Regions from separate parts of the Homo sapiens genome. Here region 2 is linked to region 1. Evidence: chromatin loops called from intact Hi-C (ENCODE). Cell type or tissue: ovary. All regions are shown on one strand. Links, peaks and the distances in the headings refer to the core of each region. The heading gives the core; the rest is flanking DNA.

The links. Peaks named below come from ENCODE experiments on the same cell type or tissue, not always from the same donor. Only the 100,000 strongest peaks of a DNase experiment are listed, where the experiment ranks them.
Region 2: a loop joins it to region 1, with 2.1 times the contacts of the local background. A loop is called at or near these places in 9 of 110 quality-filtered maps.

What each region holds. Positions count from the first base shown.
Region 1 is chrX:40,269,385-40,277,714 of GRCh38, reverse strand. All of the region lies in intron 1 of LINC03099 (long intergenic non-protein coding RNA 3099), which reads right to left. Among named protein-coding and RNA genes, the nearest start is that of LINC03099, 11 kb to the right of the region's middle. In ovary, for the core only: no CTCF peak of the experiment used is centred there; a DNase peak (open chromatin) is centred at 3,983; H3K27ac peaks cover 312 bases.
Region 2 is chrX:40,455,384-40,463,713 of GRCh38, reverse strand. No RefSeq gene overlaps it. Among named protein-coding and RNA genes, the nearest start is that of ATP6AP2, 120 kb to the left of the region's middle. In ovary, for the core only: no CTCF peak of the experiment used is centred there; a DNase peak (open chromatin) is centred at 4,113.

The sequences.
Region 1 (8,330 bases), core at 40-8,039:
CCACTAAATTTTGGGGTGATTTGTTACCCAGACACATCTAATACTATGCCACAGATCATTGGACTCTGATTGGATAAGGGGTGGGGAAGTCATCATGATATCATGATGGCAGCTACCATCCCTTGAATGCCCACTCTGTGCCAGCCACTCTACTATAACTTGACCCACTGTACGTAACCTCCTCCTTACAAAGATCCTGGCAGGGCACGGTGGCTCACACCTGTAATCTCAGCACTTTGGGAGGCCAAGGTGGGTGGATCACGAGGTCAGGAGATCGAGACCATCCTGGCTAACACAGTGAAACCCCGTTTCTACTAAAAATATAAAAAATTAGCTGAGCGTGGTGGCAGGTGCCCGTAGTCCCAGCTCTTCAGGAGGCTGAGGCAGGAGAATGGCGTGAACCCGGAAGGTGGAGCTTGCAGTGAGCCAAGATCGAGCCACTGTACTCCAGCCTGGGCAATGGAGCGAGACTCCACCTCAAAAAAAAAAAAAAAATCCTGAGACAGGGCTTATCATTCCCAATTTAGACGTAAGGCACACAAGTGTCAAGCCACTTGTCCAAGCCACACAGTCAGTAAGTGGCAGAGCTCTCTCTGGCACCATCCTCTGGGACACTGTCCCATGGGCCTGTGTGAAGAACCACCTTTCCTAGATTCATCTCTTCCTCCTTGTGTGTCCCCGTCAGCTTGGGCTTGGGCCAGTGTCTTAGTCTGTTCAGGTTGCCATAAAAAAATACCATAAACTGGGTGGCTTATAAACAACAGAAATTTATTGCTCACAGTTCTGGAGGCTGGAAAGTCCAAGATCGAGGCACCAGCAGATTCAGTGTCTAGTGAGGGTCCTCTGTGTCATAGATGGCACCTTCTATGTGTGAGGACATGGTGGAAGGGACAAATAAGCTCCCTTGGGCCTCTTTTATAAGGGCACTAATCCCATGAGGGCAGAGCCCTCATGAACTGATCATTTCCCAAAGGCCCATCCTCTGGGCCTTTGGTATTAGTATTTCTTAATACTATTGCACTGGGGATTAGTATTAACAAATGAATTTTAGGGGGACACAAATGTTTATACCATTGCAGCCAGCAAGCTATGATTAGGGCAGAACAAGCATTGTCTAACAAAGATAGCTCTGTAGGATGCCCTGGGCCCTAATTCCTCCCACCCCCACTGCTCCCACCCATCAAAGACAAAAGCTTTAGGAAATTGTCATGCATGGCAGACTGTATTTCCCAAGAAGGGCTGCAACAATATCATCCACCTCATGTGCTCTTTAACAATGTGACATTGACATTCTCCACTGACATTGAGAAATGAGGTCTGTGTCCCATTCCCTTGAATCCAGGCAGGCTTGTGACTCGTTCAATCAACACCATGGAAGTTCCCAAGACTGGGTCATAAGAGCCCATGCAGCTTCCGCTGCGTTTCTTGGAACAATCACACTTGAAGCCCTGAGTTGCCATGTAAGAAGTCCCACTATGCTAAGGCTGCCATGCTGTGAGGAAGCCCAAGCTACATGGAGAGGTCACCTGAAAACTCTTCAATCCACAGTCCAAGTGTTTGAGTCCTCCTAGTCCAGGCACCAGACATGTAAATGCTGGAACCTTCAGATGACCCCAGCTCCTAAGCATCACATCATCTCTGATCTTTGAGTCTTTCCAGCTGAGCCCTCAGATATCGCAGGGCACAGTCAAGCCATCCCCTATTGTGCCCTGCACAAATTCCTGACCCAGAGAGTCCATAAGCATAATGAAATGTTTGTTTGAAGTCACTAAATTTTGGAGTAACTTGTTATGTAGCAACAATAACTGGAACAATATACCATAAGAAGTGGGTGGAAGGTTGGGTCAGTCAGTGGGTCCCCGCAACCTACACGTTCAGATTCGCCACCACTGCTTCTCAGCTCTGAAAACCAGAAACCTCCATCCCCCTTATACTACTATCCCCACTTACCACTGAGAACTGAAACCACATTATTCCTTCTCCCTGGGATTCTCACCCCCTGATATTAACTCATTGTGCAGTCACCTCCCACATTAAATGAGGCCAAGCTATATAACCAATAAGATAGTGTATAAATGATAAACTGAGACTTCAAGGTTAGGTGATAAAAGACATTGTGGGCTCAGTCTGGCTCTCTTTTGAGTCACTTGCTCTCAGGGAAGCCAGCTACCATGCCATAAGGGCACTCAAGCAGTCCCATTGGACAGGCCCACATGGCAAGAAACCGAGCCCTCCTGCCAACAGCCAACAACATTGCACCATCTATGTGAGCGAGCCACCTTGAAAGTGGGTATACTTCAGCCCCAGGAAAGCTTTCAGATGACTGTTGGAAGTGCCGGCCAACACCCTGGCTGCAACCTCATGAGACACCCCAAGCCAGGACCACCCAGCTAAGCCACTCTCAAATTCCTAACTCTCAGAAACTATGAGATAATAAATGTTTATTGTTTTAAGTCACAAAGTTTTGGGGTAATTTGTTATTCCCTGTCCCTATGTTAAACAATACTGGGACCAGGCATATGCTCATGTCCCCATGTTTAAATAATACTGAAAACAAGCAAAAATAACTTAGCTACTTGCCCTAAGAAATACTTGCTTCTGAAAGATAAGATGGAACCAACTAAAATAACTTGTTGTCAAGACCAACAGCTAGCTAGCCAATCAAGGGTTACTACAGCACTTTGGCCTTGCTGTGTTCAAGAGCCGAAAGCTATTTCTTCATAAACTCTCCCCAGTCCAAATTTCTTGCCTTGAAAGACCCAATTTGCAAATCACCTAGTCTGGGCTCTAAAACACTATAAATACATGTCCCCAGTTTCCCCACTTTGAGACGCTAGTAACATTCTGTCAAGGGGGCTCTTTCTTATTGAAGCAGGTCTAATAAACTTAGCACTGCTTGATTTTTTCTGATGGTCTTTTTTGGGGAGTTGATAGTCAACATTATATACCCTGCAAACTGGGACTTCCACTCCTGGGTGTTTTGTTTGTTTGTTTGTTTGTTTTGAGATGGAGTCTCGCTCTGTTGCCCAGGCTGGAGTACAGTGGCCTGATCTCGGCTCACTGCAAGCTCCACCTCCTGGGTTCACGCCATTCTCCTGCCTCAGCCTCCCAAGCAGCTGGGACTACAGGCGCCCACCACCACGCTTGGCTAATTTTTTTGTATTTTCAGTAGAGACAGGGTTTCACCGTGTTAGCCAGGATGGTCTCGATCTCCTGACCTCTTGATCCGCCCGCCTCAGCCTCCCAAAGTGCTGGGATTACAGGCGTGAGCCACTGCGTCCAGCCTGTTTGTTTGTTTTTATAGATAGGGTCTTGCTCTGTCCCCCAGGCTGGAGTACAGTGGGTCGATCATAGCTCACTGCAGTCTCAACCTCCTGGGCTCAAGCAATCCTCCTGCCTCAGCCTCCCAAGCAACTGTGTCTAAAGGTGTGCGACACCACACCCAGCTACTTCTTAAAAATTTTTGGTAGAGATGAGGTCTCGAACTCCTGGCCTTAAGCAATCCTCCTGCCTCAGCCTCCCAAGCAACTGTGTCTAAAGGTGTGCGACACCACACCCAGCTACTTCTTAAAAATTTTTGGTAGAGATGAGGTCTCGAACTCCTGGCCTTAAGCAATCCTCACGCCTCAGCCTCCCAAAGTGCTGGGATTACAGAAGTCAGCCACCGTGCCCGGCCTTCTTATGGGTTTTATTTGTTCATCTGTCTTTGTGCCGTCCCACTTGCCCACTAGCCACATGTGGCTACTTCAATTAAAGTCAAAGAAAATATAAAATTCACTTCCTCAGTCACACCAGCCACATCTCAAGTGCTCAGTAACCACATGTGGCTGGTGGCTCCCCTGTTGGACAGCACAGATAGAAAACCTTTCCATGCTCACAGAGGGTTCTGTCGGACAGCGCTGCTCTGGGGGAAAGTGGGTCATTTGCTTCAGAGGATGGCTGCCCCCAAGGAAGCTCTCCGCAGACAAGTTGGGGGGCGGCTGCAAACTGGGTGCTGGCCGCTTCCCAGAGCAAAATGGACTGCCAAGCTGGCCCCTCCTAGGCTCGACACGTGTCTGCAGGCATGACTCCACCAGGCAGGCCCTTCCTCCTCTGGCTTGCAGGAAACCATCAAGCTTTAGACTCATGGTGCACACAGGCATGCTTATTTCTGGGAGTGCACGTGATTTCCGCAGAGCAGCCCTGGCTCAGCTGGGAAGGAAGATAGATGGTCTGCAATCAACACACCGCCTCCCTCACCAACCCAAGGGCCTGCAGCTGCGCTTGTTTTCTGATTTCAGGTCTGATAAGTGGCCTGCTGGCCGTCAGAATCTCCTAGCCAAGTCTCCAGGGTCTTTGTCATCCCCCAGCTTGGAGACCTGGGGAGAAGTTGGGGAGGAAACCATGGCTTCCCTATGTGGCACCCTTAGATACAGGACTGGACCAAAGTGTGAATTAGAAATTAATCAAATCATCGGACATTTTTCCTTTTCTTTTTTTTTTTTTTGGCTTTGAGAATTTTTATTTCTTCCATGGTAACTCTTCCTGGTTGGAGAATGTCATTTAAAATAATTCTGTCTTTAAAACTGTGGGATGAGGGGAAGGAAAATGTCACCTCCAACCAGGTCCTCACCATGCAAATCAAGGACATTTCAAAATGCTGGCAATCTGCTAGAGGACTTCAAAGGTGTCCAGGTCCAATTACACTTCATTTGGGGTGTGAATTGAGGAACTCTGGGGGAGGTGGCCGGGGTGGAACGTGTCAGGGTCGATACTGTGGTAATGAACCTAGGCCTTTGTTCCTGGGAGCCCAGCTGCTGACAAGTGGGCTGTTTCCTGAAGGGCGGAGGTGTTTCTGTGTCCCCCACCAGGTGCGGGAAACAGGGTAGAGACTGTCGCTGCCATTAAAAAAAAAAAATCATTTTAGGGTGGTCTTTTCTTTCTCTTTGCTTTTAAAGACCAAAGGTTGATCACAACTTAAAATTAAAGGGGGTGGAGGGAGCCTGCAGCCTAGGTCAACATCTAAATCTTTTCAAGTCCTAGAGTTACCCACACTATGGGTCTCACACAATTTGTTTGAATTGGGGTCTGGGGAATTACTCTTCTCTAACTTATGACTTGGGTGCTGCTGCAATTTCTGTGGCAGAATATGTTTGGATGGACATGGGAAGAGGCCTGAGGAAAGAGGTCCTTAGCATTCATTCTGGAATGCTTTAAAAATAACGTTCTTTTAAAAACGATTTTGGTTTTGCTGGCTAGTTAGAATGGAACTGACTGGCCGTTTGGGAAACTCAGCCCTGTGTGGGCAAGGCTGATGGCTTAAGGGCATTCAAGAATGATTCATGCAAGTTCTTCTAGTCCAAAACACCCCTCGAAAAGACACAACATATTCAGAAATCTCAGATAAGGCTGGGTAGGAGCAGGTCTGCCGGGTAGATTTCAGCAGGGTGCGTAAGAGCAATCAATCTACTGCAAGTGCGAATCGGGATCAAAAGCCGGCCTCTCCCACTTGCTGGGATGCTTATGCAATTCATTATTTTATGTCCTTGGTTTCTTTTTTCAAATGCAGATACCCCAGAAAGGTAACACATTCAGTTACGCACACTTTAGTGCAAATGCATTCATCAGAAACTTTTTTTTTTTTTGAGACGGAGTTTCGCTCTTTCACCCAGGCTGGAGCACAGTGGCGTGACCTCGCCTCACTCCAACGTCCGCCTCCCGGGTTCAAGCGATTCTCTTGCCTCAGCCTCCTGAGTAGCTGGGATTACAGGCGCCCACCATCACACCCGGCTAATTTTTGTATTTTTAATAGAGATGGGGTTTCATCATGTTGGCCAGGCTGGTCTCAAACTCCTGACCTTGTGATCCGCCTGCCTCGGCCTCCCAAAGTGCTGGGATTACAGGTGTGAGCCAGCGTGCCCGGCCAAGAAACATTTTAAATGGCAGTGGAACCTGGGTGAAGCTGCCTGTGAGCAGGGAAGAAAAAAGTACGGATGCTGGAGCCACCCCCTGCAGATGCCATTTCCTAGGGTGAAGCCCTAGCGTCAATATTATTTTTTAAAGCTCCCCAGCTGGTGTCAATATGCAGCCAAGTTGAGAACCCCAGGAGAGAGAATCGAGGCTGAAAGAGGATGGATGGATGGACGGGAAGAATCAAAAGAAAAAACAGCTTCTCTTTTTTTTTTTCTTTTTTTAGAGATGGGGGTCTTGCTGTGTTGGCCAGGCTGCTCTCAAACATCTGGCCTCAAGAGATCCTCCCTCCTCGGTCTCCCAAAGTGCTGGGATTACAGGCATGAGCCACCACGCTCGGCCCACATAATTCCTCCAATGAAAGACCCAGGTTTGAGTCCTGGCACTCCACTTGATGGCAGCTTGATCCTGGTAGAGTTACTTATCCCCCTCTGAACTGCATTTTCTTCATCTGTTAAATAGGGATAATACACTTAATAAACAGTGATTCTCAAACTTGAATGGGCGTCAGAATCACCTGGAGGGCTTCTTAAAACACAGATCCCCGGGCCTCAGCCCATCTCCAAAGAGTATGACTCAGCCAGTCTGGTGTGAGCCCCCAACATCTGTGTTTCTAACAAGCTTCCCAGTGATGCTGCTGGGCCAGGACCATGCTTCGAGAACCACTGATATCAGGGGCAGTTGAACTGGTTATTATTAGCTCACAAATTTAATCCACAGATGAGACCTGAAACCAATGGCAACACCCCGTTCTCTCTTAAAAGGGGTCAAGAGCCAAATAGGGCTTGAACTTGCATACAAATATTCACCAGGTTTTAGCATTTTGCTGTGATGTAGCCCACCTTCAAACCTGAGGCTGAAGCCACCAATGGACCATTATGGTGAAGACTGCTCTGGAAGCAGAATTGTGCCTGGTCCGCAAAGACCCACCCACCCTAGAAAAAAGCACCTCTGCCCCCTGTCATTCCAAAGAGGCCTGGCCTGGTCTTTCTGGAGCCTGCTGTGCCCTGGGACCTGGTCACTAAAAGCAGGTGTAACAGATTAAAGCTGCTGTGTCCCCTGAGGGGGTGAGCCCTGCCTTCTGAAGCACAATTTACACTGTGAAACCACGAGTTGAGGGGAGCGGGAGGGGGCACATTTCCTCTTTAAAAATGCTCAAAGTCTTTCAGCTGATGCTCAGAGCAGGGCTGGCCTAGGCAAGGGTTTGAAGTAGGAAAGGTCACTATTTGTCTTTTTTTTTTTTCTCCTTGAGACAGAGTTTCGCTCTGTCGCCCAAGCTGGAGTGCAATGGGGTGATCTCGGCTCACTGCAGCCTCCACCTCCTGAATTCAAGCAAGTCTCCTGCCTCAGCCTCCCAAGTAGCTGGGATCACAGGTGTGGGCGTGCACCACCACACCTGGCTAATTTTTGTATTTTTAGTACACCATGTTGGCCAGGCTGGTCTTGAACTCCTGACCTCAAGTGATCCACCCGCCTTGGCCTCCCAAAGTGCTGGGATTACAGGTTTGAGCCACTGCGCTCAGCCACTACTTGTCATTTATGCTCTATTCCCATCCCAGCCACCCACCCCTGCTTCTCCTGTCCCACAGCCTGGCCTCCTTGTGTCTCCAGCCTGGGATCGCTGCCTGTCTCTGCCCCAGACTATCCCTTACTCCTCCTATCAAAATGCTATCAGGTGGAGAGCAGTGGTTCATGCCTGTAATCCCAATACTTTGGGAGGCCGAGATGGGAGGATCACTTGAGCTCAGGAGTTTGAGACCACCTTGGGTCTCTACAAAAAAAAAAAATTATTTTAATTATCCAGGCATGGTGGAATGCACCTGTAGTCCCAGTTATTCTGCCCATATGGGTTGCATCTTCCATTTGAGAGCCTCTCACCCTAAGTCTCACAGTCACCAGTACCCTGGCTTCCAGGACAAACCTGGATGATTTCCCCCCAGGCTTAAAGGAAGACTAGAGACTTAAAGGAAGCTGGACTTTTATGAAAAACTCATTGTGGGTGGGGGGCCCAGAGACTTAAAGGAAGCTGGACTTTTATGAAAAACTCATTGTGGGTGGGGGGCCAAAAATTAACTAGGCATGAAGAACCTGGGAGATACCAGATTATTCTGGCTCACTAGGGCTTTACACTTATCTGGCCACAGCTGGGACATACTCCCTTCTCCCTGGACCGTGCAGTCTGGGCCCACCTCACCCCCAGTGTGGGCCACCTATTATGATGCCCCCCAAAATGGTGTCAATTCAAGAGTACCTGCTTCTCTAGGGTCTAGGCTTTGGGGGCCCAACTTATCACAACTTGAAGTTACTGTTTTAAAATTTATCTTATTTATTTGTTAATTGTGTCATCTGTTAACATGTTATAGCTCCATAGGACAATCACT
Region 2 (8,330 bases), core at 233-8,232, 190 kb before region 1:
CTGCTGTTGTTTTTTGTTTTTTACTTGAAAATCAAATTTAGACCCTCCACCACCTGCACACCTACACTGTCTCTTGCTCACGTTATCCTAATAAAATTGTATCACAATTTTTTGTTACAACAATATTCAGTGTTCCTAAGTCTGTAAATGTATTCACTGCCATTTCATGTAGTCTGCTTTAAATACATGTCATCTACTATATACATTAGAGTTAATAATTTATTTCTTGCCCTTCCCCACCTTTTTTTTTGAGACAAAGTCTGGCTCTGTCGCCCAGGATGGAGTGCAGTGGCGCACTGCAACCTTGGCCTCCTGGGTTCAAGAGATTCTCGTGCCTCAGCCTCCTGAGTAGCTGGAATTAGAGGCATGCACCACCACATCTGGCTAATTTATTTTGTATTTTTTGTAGAGACGGGGTTTTGCCATGTTGGCCAGGCTGGTCTCAAACTCCTGGCCTCAAATGATCTGCCCACCTTGGCCTCCCAAAATGTTGGGATTACAGGCATGAGCCACCATGCCCAGCCTTGCCCCCTTTTTGTTTAGCTTTCTGTATATCTATTCTGAATTTACCACCAAAGGAGTATATGTATGTCTCTTCTGGATACATTCAAAGAAGCCCCTCCACTTCTTTGTATTCTGTTTCTTTGAGTCCCCGGCCTGGAATCCTGCATGCTCCAGCTCCTGCTGTGTCTGCCTGGGATCCATTCTGGGCTGCTGTCCAGCGGGCTGCCTGGGATCTCCCCTCGTCATCAAAGTGAGAATTCTCCTTGCCTCTCTCCAAGATGTGTACTCTCCAGTTTCCTGAATCCCAGGCTTTCCATGTCCATAGTTTACTTTCTTTATTAATCTTCTGCCATGTAGCAAATTACTCCAAAACTTAGCTGCTTAAAATGATGATAACGATTCATTAATTTTGTTTCCAGTAGGTACCTCCTGTTTCCTGTACAGCACCTTTATGGTCAACTGAGTATGGTGTCTTGAGTCTAGAGTCTTTCAAGTCAGATTTCTCCAGAAAGTGAACCCCATGCTCTGATGAGGTCAGGGGACAAGGGTACAGTGACTTACCTGGGAGAGGTGGCAGAATCTAACTGCCTCTTAGACATGCCAACAGTCTTGTCTTCAGCCCACGTGCACCTTCTGCGGTACCTGGTGCCTCCAGTCCCTCAGCCTTTTTGGGGTTGTGCTGCCTGAATTGACTTGCTTCTTACAGCTTCTACCCCCACAGGCACTTAGCTTCCAACATTCTCTGGTTGTCAGTCTGCTAAGTCAGTTACCTTTTGTCCATTTGCTTTCTGGCTTCAAAAATGTTAATGCCATCTTTCAACGGCTGCATTTTCTTCTCTCTCTCTCTCTCCTTTGTCCTTATGGATTTAGATTTTTTAAATATCCCATAACCGTTATTTTAGTGGGGGCTTTGGGAGAAACATCAGAGGCCTGGGAGTGTGCTCAATATTCCATGGCTAATTGGAAGTCATCTATCCATTTCTTCCGTTCAATAAATGTTGAGGTGCTCCAGCAGTAGGAACTATAGTCTGTATTTCTTAGGTATTGCCCCACAATAGATACTTACAGATTTGCACTGAATCCCACACTGGTGGGATCACAGTGGTGAGATGGCTACAGGATGGTCAACTTGGAGGAGATATTTGAGGAGGACCGTCAGTCTCCACCATACTCCCCGAGGATGCCTAAGCGCTGATGTCTGTTGCCCTTGCAAATGTAAAGCCAGTTCAGAAAAAGTTCCCTGCTTCCTAGTTCTGCCTTAGCTTACAGGGCCAGTGTGAGGGACACTTACTGAGTCACTCATTCACCCCTGCCTTCATTTCTAGTCTTTCATTCCTGTTGGCTTCAAGATACAAAGAAGCACTGAGACCTCCCCAAGCTGCTTGGTAACAGGTCTGCCTGGAGTCCCCTTTGGAAAAGCATTTGTGTGTTTGCTTGTAGGTCTGTGTGTGGTTGTGGTGGGTGGATTACATACTGGGGAAGTAATTCAAGTGGGAGAAGGGAGGAGCAGAGAGACAGATGGATAGGCCAGAGAAAGCTGAGAGATTCAACCAAAACAGCAAATATGATCAAGAGCCCAAATAGGCAAAAGTTAGGAACTCCATGGGGAAGGCTATGGTCGTGTAGCCATAGCCAGCTTTTTGCTGCGAGAAGGAAGTGGTGGACAAAATACCTAGCAAAAGTGATTCCATAGAGTGTGCAGAGAGCAAAGGCCACTGGCCCCTACTCATGTGAGTTTAGGTGCCATCCAGAGGGTGGGAAAGGATGCCTGTGTCCTCCAAAAATTCATGTTGAAATCCTAACCCCTAGTGTGATGGTATTAGAAAGTGGAGCCTTTGGAAAATCATTAGGTCAAGAGGATGGAGCCCTCATGAATGGCTTCAGTGCCCTTATAAAAGGGACCCCAGAGGGCTCTCTCTCCCTCTTTCTGCCATGTGAGGGCACAAGGAGAAGTCAGCTGTCTGCAGTCGGAAGCAGGACCTCCCCAGATCCCAACCCTGTGGGCACTGTGATCTTAGACATCCCAGCCTCCAGAACTGTGAGAAATACATTTCTGTGGTTTATCAGCCACACAGTCTATGATACTTTGTTATAACAGCCTGTGTGGACTAAAATAGTAATTGGTCCGAGGGCTTTCTGGCTTCTGTGGTCAATGGCAGTTCCTGCCTGAACGCTCTGTGCAGGACAAAGGAATTGAGGGACAGGTGTCAGCAAAAGACTCGTTTTGAGAATGCGGCTTGAACTCCTCAATTAGTACAGCTGGAATCTGGCTCCCTGAACAGCCCCTACATAAACAGAGTTCTCCCTGGATGGGTCATTTTTTCTTTTCATTCTCTCTCTCTCTCTTTTAAAATGGGGATTTGCCCAGGTTGGACTAACAACCCCTGGGCTCACATGATCCTCCCAGCTCAGCCTCCCAAGTAGCTGAGACTCTAAGGGCATGTCACCATGCCGGGAGTGGAGCACACAGATCTGAAATGTACAGCTAGATGAATTTGTGCATATGTATAGATGTGTGTAACCATCAACCAGATGGAGATACAGAATAACTTGAGCACCTACCCCAGAAGGTTCCCCTGTGCCCCCTCCTAGTCATGCCCCCATAAGCAGCCACATTCTGACCTTCAGCATAATTGATTGGCATCACCTGTTCTTGAACTTCATACAAATGGAATCCAATAGTTACTCTTTTGTGTCTGGCTTCTTTCACTCAACCTGATGTCCATAAGATTCATTTCTGTTACAGAGGTTTCAGTGGTTTGTTCTTTTTATTGCTGTGTAGTATTCCATTGTGTGATTACACTGCAATTTATCTACCCTCCTCCTGTTTTGGGGGATATGCAGTTTTGGAGCATTAATGCACAATTCCTGGAGAGTCTAGGAGTGAAGGCTCCTCAGTCCCCCAGCAGTGTCATTGCATGGCAAGATCATTCCCTCAAAACCCTATCAGACCTGCCATACAAGAGTTGTCTACAAGATGAGCAGTTTGTCTCTTGCCCCAAATAGTGGGGATCTAAAATACACATTGAGGAGCTCCATGGAGCCCATAATTCTGGGAGTCTGAAAGCCCAGAGACTGCACACCTCCCTTGTTTTGGCCCTACTTCTCCCACACCACTCCGGGCTCACTACTACATTGTAACCTTGGCCAAATCCAGCCTAGCCATCCTCCACCTGAATTTCTTCTTCAATTAACTGCAAAGAGGCCCAAATCAAATCACATATCAGGCCTATGATCAGGAATAACAAAAGCAGGAAAAGCCTCAGGGATGAGATTCTGGGCAGCTGATGCCGGGCTTTAACCTCCTCACCCTGCCATTGTGAGGACAACTCACACTACCCTGTCCTTAGCCCCTGCCAGCAGTTTGAGGCCCTTTATGAGATCTGCCCTGGGAGTAGGGGCCCAGACAAAGGCCGGGACTCTGCTGAGCTTATTGAAAGGAGAAAGGGCCCATTGATATGCATGGGAGGCCCGCCTCCCCTCCTTCCCTCCCTCCCTTTTCCTGGCCAGGAGTGGAGGCCAGCTGGGCCCAAGGCAGGCTTTGGGCAGGGCTGGACCAACTCTGAGGCAGCTTCTGCTGACCCCTCCCAGGGCCGACTTGCCTGGAGCACTGGATTTGACCCATGTCCCCCACCCTCCACCGACCCTCGACAGGTTAGCTATGATGGGGCAAGCAAAAGGTCCTGGCACTTCATTATCAATAAATGAAGTTTCCTGGGCCGGGTGAGGTGGCTCATGCCTGTAATCCCAGCAATTTGGGAGGATGAGGCAGGAGGATAGTTTGAGCCCAGGAGTTCAAGACCAGCCTGGCCAACATGATGAAACTCTGTCGCTACAAAAAAAAAAAAAAAAAAAATTCGCAGGGCATGAACTACAGGTGGCACAAACCTGTAGTACCGACTACTTGAGAGGCTGAGGTGGGAGGATCACCTGAGCCCAGGAGGATCAAACTTCAGTGAGCCCTGATGGTGTCACTGTGCTCCAGCCTGGGCGACAGAGCAAAATCTTGTCTCAAAGGAAGAAGAAGAAGGAAAAAAAAAAGGCCAAGGCAGGAGGATCAATTCAGCCCAGAAGTTCAAGACTAACCTGGGCCTTGTTTCCACAAAAAATTAAAAAAATAGCTGGGTGTGGTGATGCACACCTGTAGTCCCAGCTACTCGAGAGGCTGAGGTGGGAGGATCACTTGAGCCTGGGAGGCTGAGGCTGCAGTGAGCCGTGATTGCTCCACTGCACTCCAGCCTGGGTGACAGAGCAAGACCCTGTCGCAAAAAACGAAAGAAATACAATGAAGTTTCCTATCCCTGCCTCAGGCCATGGGGCCACCTCCACCAGACCCCTTGGAAGTCTTTGCTACCTTCCAGCTGCTGCCATCCTTCAGAGACCCCTGTCCAAGTCTGTCCTTGGGCAGAGCCTTGAGCTTGCTGTACCTTCTGCTGAGATTCCCTTTCCCCTGCTCTTTGCTCCTCTGCCTCTTCCCATCATTCACATCTTAACTCAAATAGCACCACCTCAGAGGGGCCTTCCCTGACCAACCAAGTTCATACGGTACCTCCGAAACACATCACTCTGTTTTATTTTCCCCTTGTTTGGTTATGTGATTATGAATGGTCTCCCCTGTTTGGAATGTAAACTTGCCATGAACTGAATGGTTGTATTCCTCCAACACTGGTATGTTGAAAGCCTATCAATATGATGGTGTTAGCAGGTAGGGCCTTTGGGAGGTGATTAGGTCATGAGCTCTCATGAATTGGATGAGTGCCCTTATCAAAGAGGCCCCAGAGAGATTCCTTGCCCTTTCTGCCACGTGAAGACACAGCTGGAAGGCACTATCCATGAATCAGAAAGCCAGCCCTCGCCAGACACCAAATCTGCTGGCACCTTGATCTTGGACTTCCCAGCCTCCAGAACAGTGGGAAGTAAGTTTCTGCTGTTTAAGCCACCCAGTCTACATATTTTGCTAAAGTCCTAGCTGACTAATATAAAACATCATTAGACGATGTCCATCTTACTCACCAGTGTATCCCTTGGGCCTCCAACCAGGCCTGATGTTGGTAACAAATCACCCCGAAAACTTACTGGCCTAGAGCGTTAGCAATTTTTAAAAAATCCTTCAAGGTTTCCATGTGTCATGAATTTGGACAAGGCATAGCAGGGGCAGCTTGTTTCCACTCCAGAATGTCTGGTGCTGGAATCGTCTGAAGGCTTGCGCACTCACCTGTCTGGGGGTTGATGCTGGCTGTCAGCTGGGCCGCAGCTGGACTGTCAGCTAGAAACCTACATGTGGCCTTTCCAGGTGCTCTCTCCATATGGGCTAGTTTGGGCTGCCTTGCAGTGTGGCTGCTGACTTCCAAGTGTGAAGATCTCAAGTGGGGTAGGCAAAAGTGGTGTCACCTTTTAAGACCTAGGCTTGGAAATCAAATAGTGTCACTTCTGCTGTAATCACACACCCACTCAGATTCAAGGGGAGGAAGCACAAACCCCATCTCTTGATGGGAAAGTTCTCAGTGTCACATTCTAAGAAGAGCATGTGGATTGGGATATGTTGTGGTGACCATCTTTGGAAAACACAATCTGCCACATCACTCATCAATCTTTGTTGATTGAATGACTGCTTTATGCTCTCAACTTCTTTCTCCACCTCCCTGTTTCACCACTTACCAACTATATGACTTGGGAAAAACACTTTCTGTATCAGTCAGAGTTCTACAGAGAAGCAGAACTAGTAGGATATGTGTGTGTGTGTGAGTGTGTGTGTGTTTATTGTAGGGGAAGAAAAAACATCTTTTCCTCTACATCCTCCTAGTTTCTCTGGCTGCGGCCCTGTTAATTAGACTAAAAAAAAGACAGATTAACAAGAGAAAAGCATACAAACTTATTTAATGGAAGCTTCACCTGACACAGGAGCCTTCAGAGGAAATGAAGTTAAGCTTCAGCATTTTAATACTAGGTTTGATGAAGAGTGGAGAGTAGTGAAAAAATGTGATAGAAAGGACCAAGGGGTATGCCCTAAGTGGAGTAAACTGAGGGAGACTTAGCAAGGCCTGTTAGTTCAGATTCCTATTGGTGTCCCTCTGTCTTCAGATATAAGGATGATCTTTTCTTCCAGGTCTAGAGAGGCCACCTCTCACATGAGGATCTTTCAATTTGTTTCAGAGGAGAAAGGGGAGTGAGAGGGTCTTTCCTGCAACTGCCATTTCTCAAATTCCTTCAACCTAAAATATTCTATATGCCAAGGCATTATATCTTGGGATAGTGTGTGTTGAACCCCTTCAGTGGATGGATAGATAGATAGATGGATAGATAGATATAGATATTTAAAGGAATTGGTACATGCAACTGTGAGGGCTGGCAAGTTTGGAATTTTTTTTTTTTTTTTTGAGACAAGGTCTCATTCTGTTGCCCAGGCTAGAGTGCAGTGGCATGATCTTGGCTCACTGCAACCTCTGCCTCCCAGGCTCAAGCAATCCTTCCACCTCAGCCTCCCAAGTAGCTGGGACTATAGGCACATGCCACCCACCACACCCAGGTACTTTTTTTTTTTTTTTGTATTTTCAGTAGAGATGGGGTTTCATCATATTGACCAGTCTGGTCTCGAATTCCTGAGCTCAAGTGATCCGCCTGCCTTGGCCTCCCAAAGTGCTGGGATTACAGGCATAAGCCACCATGCCTGGCCCGAGTTTGAAATTTGTAGGGCAAGCTGGTAGGCTAGAAACTCAGGCAAGATTTGATGTTGCAGTTTTGAGCCTGAAATTCACAGGACAGGCCAGCAGGCTGGAAACTCAGGATTTCTATGTTACGGTCTCAAGGCAGAATTCTTTCTTCTTTGGGAAACCTCAGTTTTGCTCTTAAAGTCTTCAACTGATTGGATGAAGCCCACGCAGATTATTGAGGGTAATCTCCTTTACTTAAAATCAACTGACTGTAGATGTTAATCACATCTGTAAGATACCTTCACAGCAACATCTGGAGTAGTGTTCAATCAAACAATTGGACTCCACAGCTTAGCCAAATTGACACGTAAAATGTAACCACCACACTTACCCTCTCTGAACCAGCTTTTCCCCCTTTGAAATAAAGATAAAAGTTCTTTACAAAGCTGTTGGGAGAATAAAATGAGAATCCCTATGTGGTACGCAGCCTCTACAATGGCCCCCATGATCTCTGCCTCCTGGTGTTCATGCCCTTTTGTAATCCCCTCCTCTGGAATGTGGGCTGGACTTATTGACTCAATTTTGCTGAAAAGAAATAGAGTAAGGCAGAAATGATGGGATGTCACTTCTGAAATTAGGCTATAAGAGGTTTTGGTTTGTATCTTGCCCACTCTATCTTGCTGTGTCACTCAGTGGCTCTGAAGGAAGCCAGCCGCCATCTTGTGAGCTGCCCTATGGGAAGGCCCACCTGGCAAGTGATATGATTTAGATATGTGTTCCTTCCAAATCTCATGTTGAAATGTGATCCCCAGAGCTGGAGGTTGGCCTGGTGGGAGGTGTTTGGGTCATAGGAATAGATACTTCCTGAAAGGCTTGGTACCCTCCCCATGATAAGTGAGTTGTCACTCTGTTAGTTCATGAGAGAACTGGTTGTTTAAAACAGCCAGGCCGCCCCTCCTCTCTCCCTTGCTCCCACTCTCACCATGTGAGTGCATCTGCTCCCCTTTCGCCTTCCACCATGACTGGAAGCTTCCTGAGACCCTCACCAGGAGCAGATGCTGGAGCCATACTTCCTGTACAGCCTGCAGAACTGTGAGCCAAAATAAACCTCTTTTCTTTATAAATTACCCAGCCTCAGATATTCCTTTATAGCAACACAAAACGGACTAACAGAGC